Regions from separate parts of the Homo sapiens genome. Here region 2 is linked to region 1. Evidence: read pairs that join two places in POLR2A ChIA-PET (ENCODE). Cell type or tissue: PC-3. All regions are shown on one strand. Links, peaks and the distances in the headings refer to the core of each region. The heading gives the core; the rest is flanking DNA.

Region 1 (2,922 bases), core at 225-2,724:
TTTTAAATCAGACAACCATGGGCCATCTAAGTCTGACCCCACCAGGGAGATAAAACTCCAACATCGATAATAGGGCATAATTACCCGGCTGAACTAGATCCAGACACTGACAGTGTAGAAAATATTCCTCTCCCTCATTCCTTCTGCATGTTCTAAGGTTATGTATAGAAGCATTTGTTTACCAACTAAGGGAGGGGGGATGGTTTTAGCTAAAAGTAAAAACCAATAGGAGAAAGAAGAGGATGGTATGAGGTCTGTTCTCTGTGGGAACAGTGGTTAGGCTGAAAACAACTCCTTTAACTGTCTAGGCACAAGGTTTGGATTTGAATTCTCATAAATGGAGGAGAGAATTAGAAACAAACAGAACTGTTCACCACTGGCCGGAAACTTGATAAGATGATAGATCTAAGTAGTTCTGTTTGGGGCCCAGGAGACAAGACCTGACCAAGAGTTTAAAGGATAGCTAATCTTCCTGCCTCTGTCCAGAATTTAACACTAACCAAGGGTAGCTTTGGGAACACCTGTATACAGGATACTTGGCCTAGACATTGTCATTCTCAAAATGGCACCATCAACAGGAGTAATAGGCAGAAATCAACTGCCCTCCCTGACACAACACTAATGGCTGACAATATTTGCCCATCATTTTTCGGATGTCAAACACTGTTGTAAAAGTTTTATAGATACAGGTTTTGAGTACCCCTAATCTGGAAACGTGAAATCTGAAATGCTCCAAAATCTGAAACTTTCTGAGTACTGACATGATGCTCAAAGGAAATGCTCACCGGAACATTTCAAATTTCTGATTTTCAAATTTGGGATGCTCAAATGGTTAAAATAATGCAAATATCCCAAAATTCAAAAAAAAATCCAAATTTGAAACACTTCTGGTTCCAAGCATTTCAGATTAGGGATACTCAGCTTGTATCTCAACTATTCCTGGTAACATTACAATGAGGTCGTAATTACTAGAGAGGTAGGGAGGTAGTATTATTTCTGCTTTATAAATCAGGAAATGGATACAGAGATTGAGTAACTTGTGCAGTGCCATGTAGCTATGAGTGACAAAACTAGGATTCAAATCCAGCGAGTCTGAATTCAGAGCCTGAGTTTGTAGTTGCTGTACTATACTCCTCTCTACCCCACTATCCACAGGGAATGAGTTTCCCAGAAGCAAGGAAGCCTATTACTAAAATAAGCTTTCCAGTCTTAAGAGATCAACAAGCCCTTCTAGAAATAATCAGAAACACTTGGAGAGGGGATACTACATGGAATTTCAGCCAGGTAGAGGCTGCAAATCATAATTTGGGCAAAAACATAAACACCACCCCTTTCAGTAGTCATGGTCTTGTGAGTCTACGGTACTTCTGCATTTCATTAACTTATCCGTTCCTCTCTAGGTCACAGTCAATATGATTACACCACAAGTAAATAAATGACATAGATTTAAAATACCAGACGTTTAACTGTAGGGGAATAAATTAGAATAGTTGAAGCAGAGTTTCACGGTATTTTTTTTTATTATTAAACAACCTCGGACACTTATATTTAACACAGGAAATAGTAAGGAGAAAGAAGAAAACTGTGTATTAGGACAGTGAAAGAAAAAATGGATTTCTGTAGTGACCAATGCTGTTACTCATCTAACTGTTCCTTTGGGGTGAAGGGTGACTTCCTGCATGAATGTCTTATTTATGTGATTATACATGACTAATGGGGCCAATCTGGCCACATATTTCCCTAGGGAATGGGTGGACCTGGGCGGTTAATTTCATGTGTTGTTTCTGCTGATCAAATTTTTCTCTTTTTGTAGTTGAAGGATTGAAAAATACTTCATTTCTTGCTGTGGATTTTTTATTCTCCTTTTTCAATATTAGGGATGATAAGCCATAGGTGTTTTGAATCCTGGACTTCTAATTTGAGCTGCCTAAATGACTGTGATGGTGAGGCTTAGAGGATCAAATCACCATGGTGTTCTGCTCCCATATTTACCTGGGTAATTGGCCACCTGGGTTTCATATCCCAACTCCTAAATATTACCAAGGAGCTCCTAGTAGTATCTCACAACTGCTAAGAATAATTATCCATTGTAAGGCTCTGTGCTTTTTCTAGCTTCCACACTTGCCCTCTTTCAATCTACACAACAGTCAGAGTGAGCCTTTTTTGTAAAAGATAAGTCAGATCTAGTTACTCCCCTGCTGAGTACTCTCAAATGCCTTCCCAGCATGCTGAGAATAATATCCAAGGACTCTAGAAAATCTGCCCTTGGCTGCCCTCTCCTCTCGCCCTTTCTGGGCCTCTGCTCCTATGGCCCTGGCCTTTTTTTGCTTCAATATGCCAGCCTCTCCGCCCATCTGGTTTATCCCATAGTTTTCATCTGGCAGCTCTTCCCCAGATCCTCTCTTGGCTCACTCTCACATGTCACTCAGGGCTCTACTCAAATGCCCCCTCATCAGAAAGGGCTTCCCTCACCAAGTCTTCTCAAATAGCACCCCTGGAGGATATGCAACCCCTTAACCTCCCTCATTTGTCTTCATAGTTCTTATCTTTACCCAGCATTATAACAGATATTCTTGTTTATGTATTGTCTGTTTTTTCCAGTAGAATATACATTTTATGGTATAAATTTAGCTGTTTTGCTTACTATTATATCTCCAGTGCTTATAAAAGTCTTGGCACGTAGTAGGTAATAAATAATATTTTGTCAAAAGAATGAATGAGTGAGAAACAGTGGTAGTTTTTGAAGTGATTGATTCATCGTGACTCTTTAAGTGTTCAAGATAGGTACACTGAAGTTGGTATTGGATTGGGGTATATGGCTATTAATATGATCATTAATTTATTCATTCAACAAAATATTACTGTCTACAAAATGACAGACACTGTTCTGGATGATTGAGATATTGCAATGAACAAAAAGTC
Region 2 (2,922 bases), core at 113-2,612, 190 kb after region 1:
GTGTCCCCACACAAATCTCATTTTGAATTCCCACGTGTTGTGGGATGGGCCCAGTGGGAGGTATTTGAATCATGGGGGCAGGTCTTTCCCATGCGGTACTCGCGATAGTAAGTCTCACGAGATCTGATGGTTATTATAAGGGGGAGTTTTTCTGCACAAGCCCTCTTCTCTTGTCTGCGCCATGTGAGATGAGCCTTTCATCTTCTGCCATCATTATAAGGCTTCCCCAGCCATGTAGAACTGTAAGTCCAATTAAACCTCTTTCCTCAGTCTCGGGTATGTCTTTATCAGCAGTATGAAAACAAACTAATATACCTACTAACCAAAAAAATCCCATGACCAGCTGGATTCACAGCTGAATCCTACCAAACATACAAAGAAGAGCTGGTACCATTTCTACTAATACTATTCCAAAAAAATGAGGAAGAGGGACTCCCCAACTCATTCTATGAGGCCAGCACCATGCTGATACCAAATTTTGGCAGAGACACAACAATAAATGAAAACTTCAGGCCAATATACTTGATGAACATTGATGCAAAAATCCCCAACAAAATACTGGCAAACAATCTAGCAGCCCGTCAAAATTGAATCTACCACCATCAAGTAGGCTTCATCGCCAGGATGCAGGGTTGGTTCAAAATATGCAAATCAGTAAGTGTGATTCATCACACAAATATAACTAAATACAAAAACCACATGATTATCTCAATAGCTTCAGAAAGGCTTTTGACAAAATTCAACATCCCTTTATGTTAAAAGCTCTCAGTAAACTAGGAATTGAAGAAACATACTTCAAAATAATAAGAGCTATTTATGACAAACCCAGGGTCGCTGTTTAGATACAAAGCAAGGCACTACTTAACACCCAACATCACCACCTACCTGTTTAAGCACTGATTATTGCCCCTATGCATTAATGCTACCCTCACCCACCCTAGATGGCCTGGCTGAAGCTCATTTGACAGGACCTTTCTATGTTGTAATTGGATGAGTCTCAGGATCCAGCTCTTACAACCTGAATCAGCCTCTGAGAAACGTTCACCCATATTTTTAGCTTCCCTCTTTGGGCACCAGCGTGCCACAGAATTGCCAACACAGTTCTTAACAGAAGATGTTGATACTTTTGTTATGAACTGCTTTTAGTACTCAGGGAATATAATCACAGAGCAGGGTGTCATTCTATAAAATCTTCCTATTTGCAAGCTTTTTAGGAATTATTTAGAAGAAGTAAATTCCAAAGTGACAAGATAAATAAACCTATTTTGTTTACTATTAAGCAAAATTTTATTTCCTTTTTCTTTTTTTAAAAAAAGAAATGTCCTTTATAATTCACAGCTAGAATCTCTCCAAAAATTCAACTAAGTTATAGTTAAGTTGTTCTGAGATTTAACTACATATAGGGTGATAGGTTGATAAGCTAGGCTTATTAACACAGTTGTCAAGGCACTCTCTGGCTCTTTCTCTTGTCCTCTCAGTTGTATCAATTAGCCCTCTCAATAACTCATACCTAGTCTTAAGTAGATTTAGAGCCTTTCTATTCATGAGGCCATTCAGGTAGCTGCCCAAGTGACATTTTCTGAAAGAGCCCAGAAAACTGATCTAACTGGAATCATCTCCAGCCAGCCCTCCAATGTATCTGTAATCACCATTAAGTAGTATTGGGAACAAAAACCTATGACTTATTTAGCTAATAGGGTTGTAATTCATGTGCATGAATAACCACATTTGTTAACCTCTTATTGTCACCATGACAACAGTAGAGTGTTTCATTTATTTTTAGAGTAAACAAATATTTATTGAGTGATTATTGCCCCATGCTCTAGGCTCTGCACAGGCACTGAGTATACATAAAAGAACATCACAGCATAGATAAAGTCTTTGCCTTCAACGAGTCTAAATTTTAACTTATCCTAATGAGGGGGGTGAAGTATGAGACAATGCATTATTCAGGCTATAACTCAGCTATGCTAAAGGAAAATATGTCCCCCAAATTTATTGGCTTCTGAAAACAATGGTTTATCTCTCACTTTCATTCCATGTCCTTTGCAGGTGAGCTGGGTCTCTTCTATGTATCTCTTCACAGGCTAGGAATCCAGGCTAGTAGGGTAGCCACTATCTCAAATATTGTTGGACACTAGAGCCTAGAACAAAAGTACCCTAAAGAATCTTGCACTAGTAATTCAACACCTTGGCCTAGAAGAGATAATCCTTACTTATACTCCCAACTCAGTGACCAGAATCAGTCATGTGAACTTATTCAACCACAAGGAGACAGATATACCTGGGAGGCAGAGAAGTAGAATGTCTGAACATTTTTAATGACTACCAGAGCCATGCAAGTTCTGAGGGTGAGGAGGAAATAAGTGGAGACCTCTATTGTGTTGCAATCCCCAAACCCTGCAGAATAGCACCCTTGGAGATCTGGGCATCCACGATAAAGCTTGCAAGTGTAAGGTTCCAGAAAAGGGGATAAAGGAACAGAAGCAGGGGGAATTATATTTATTGATTATCTACCTTGTCTCAGTCACTTTAATTTTGTTGTATTGTTCAAATATTTAAATTTAAGGGACTGAGGAGGAAAACAAAATGTTTAAGAGGAAACAAGGGAGCTAGGTGTATTCTCATATGGTTTGGCTGCGTCCCCACCTAAATCTCATCTTTAATTGTAGCTCCCATAATTCCCACGTGTTGTGGGAGGGACCTGGTGGGAGATAATTGAATAATGGGGGTGGTTTCCCCCATACTGTCCTCCTGGTAGTGAATAAGCCTCATGAGACCTGATGGTTTTATAAGGGGAAACCCCTTTCACTTGGCTCTCATTCTCTGTTTGCCTGCTGCTGTATAAGACATGCCTTTTGCCTTCTGCCATGATTGTGAGGCTTCACCAGCCATGTGGAACTGTGAGTTCATGAAACCTCT

What was found. Peaks named below come from ENCODE experiments on the same cell type or tissue, not always from the same donor. Only the 100,000 strongest peaks of a DNase experiment are listed, where the experiment ranks them.
Region 2: POLR2A ChIA-PET joins it to region 1 with 7 read pairs; 3 of 35 experiments call an interaction of 5 or more read pairs at or near these places.

Annotation. Positions count from the first base shown.
Region 1 is chr2:180,522,452-180,525,373 of GRCh38, forward strand. No RefSeq gene overlaps it. Among named protein-coding and RNA genes, the nearest start is that of SCHLAP1, 170 kb to the right of the region's middle. In PC-3, for the core only: no CTCF peak of the experiment used is centred there; a DNase peak (open chromatin) is centred at 1,690; H3K4me3 peaks cover 542 bases; H3K27ac peaks cover 2,500 bases.
Region 2 is chr2:180,713,495-180,716,416 of GRCh38, forward strand. The region is part of intron 1 of SCHLAP1 (SWI/SNF complex antagonist associated with prostate cancer 1); the gene reads left to right. Among named protein-coding and RNA genes, the nearest start is that of SCHLAP1, 23 kb to the left of the region's middle. In PC-3, for the core only: no CTCF peak of the experiment used is centred there; no DNase peak of the experiment used is centred there; H3K27ac peaks cover 1,349 bases.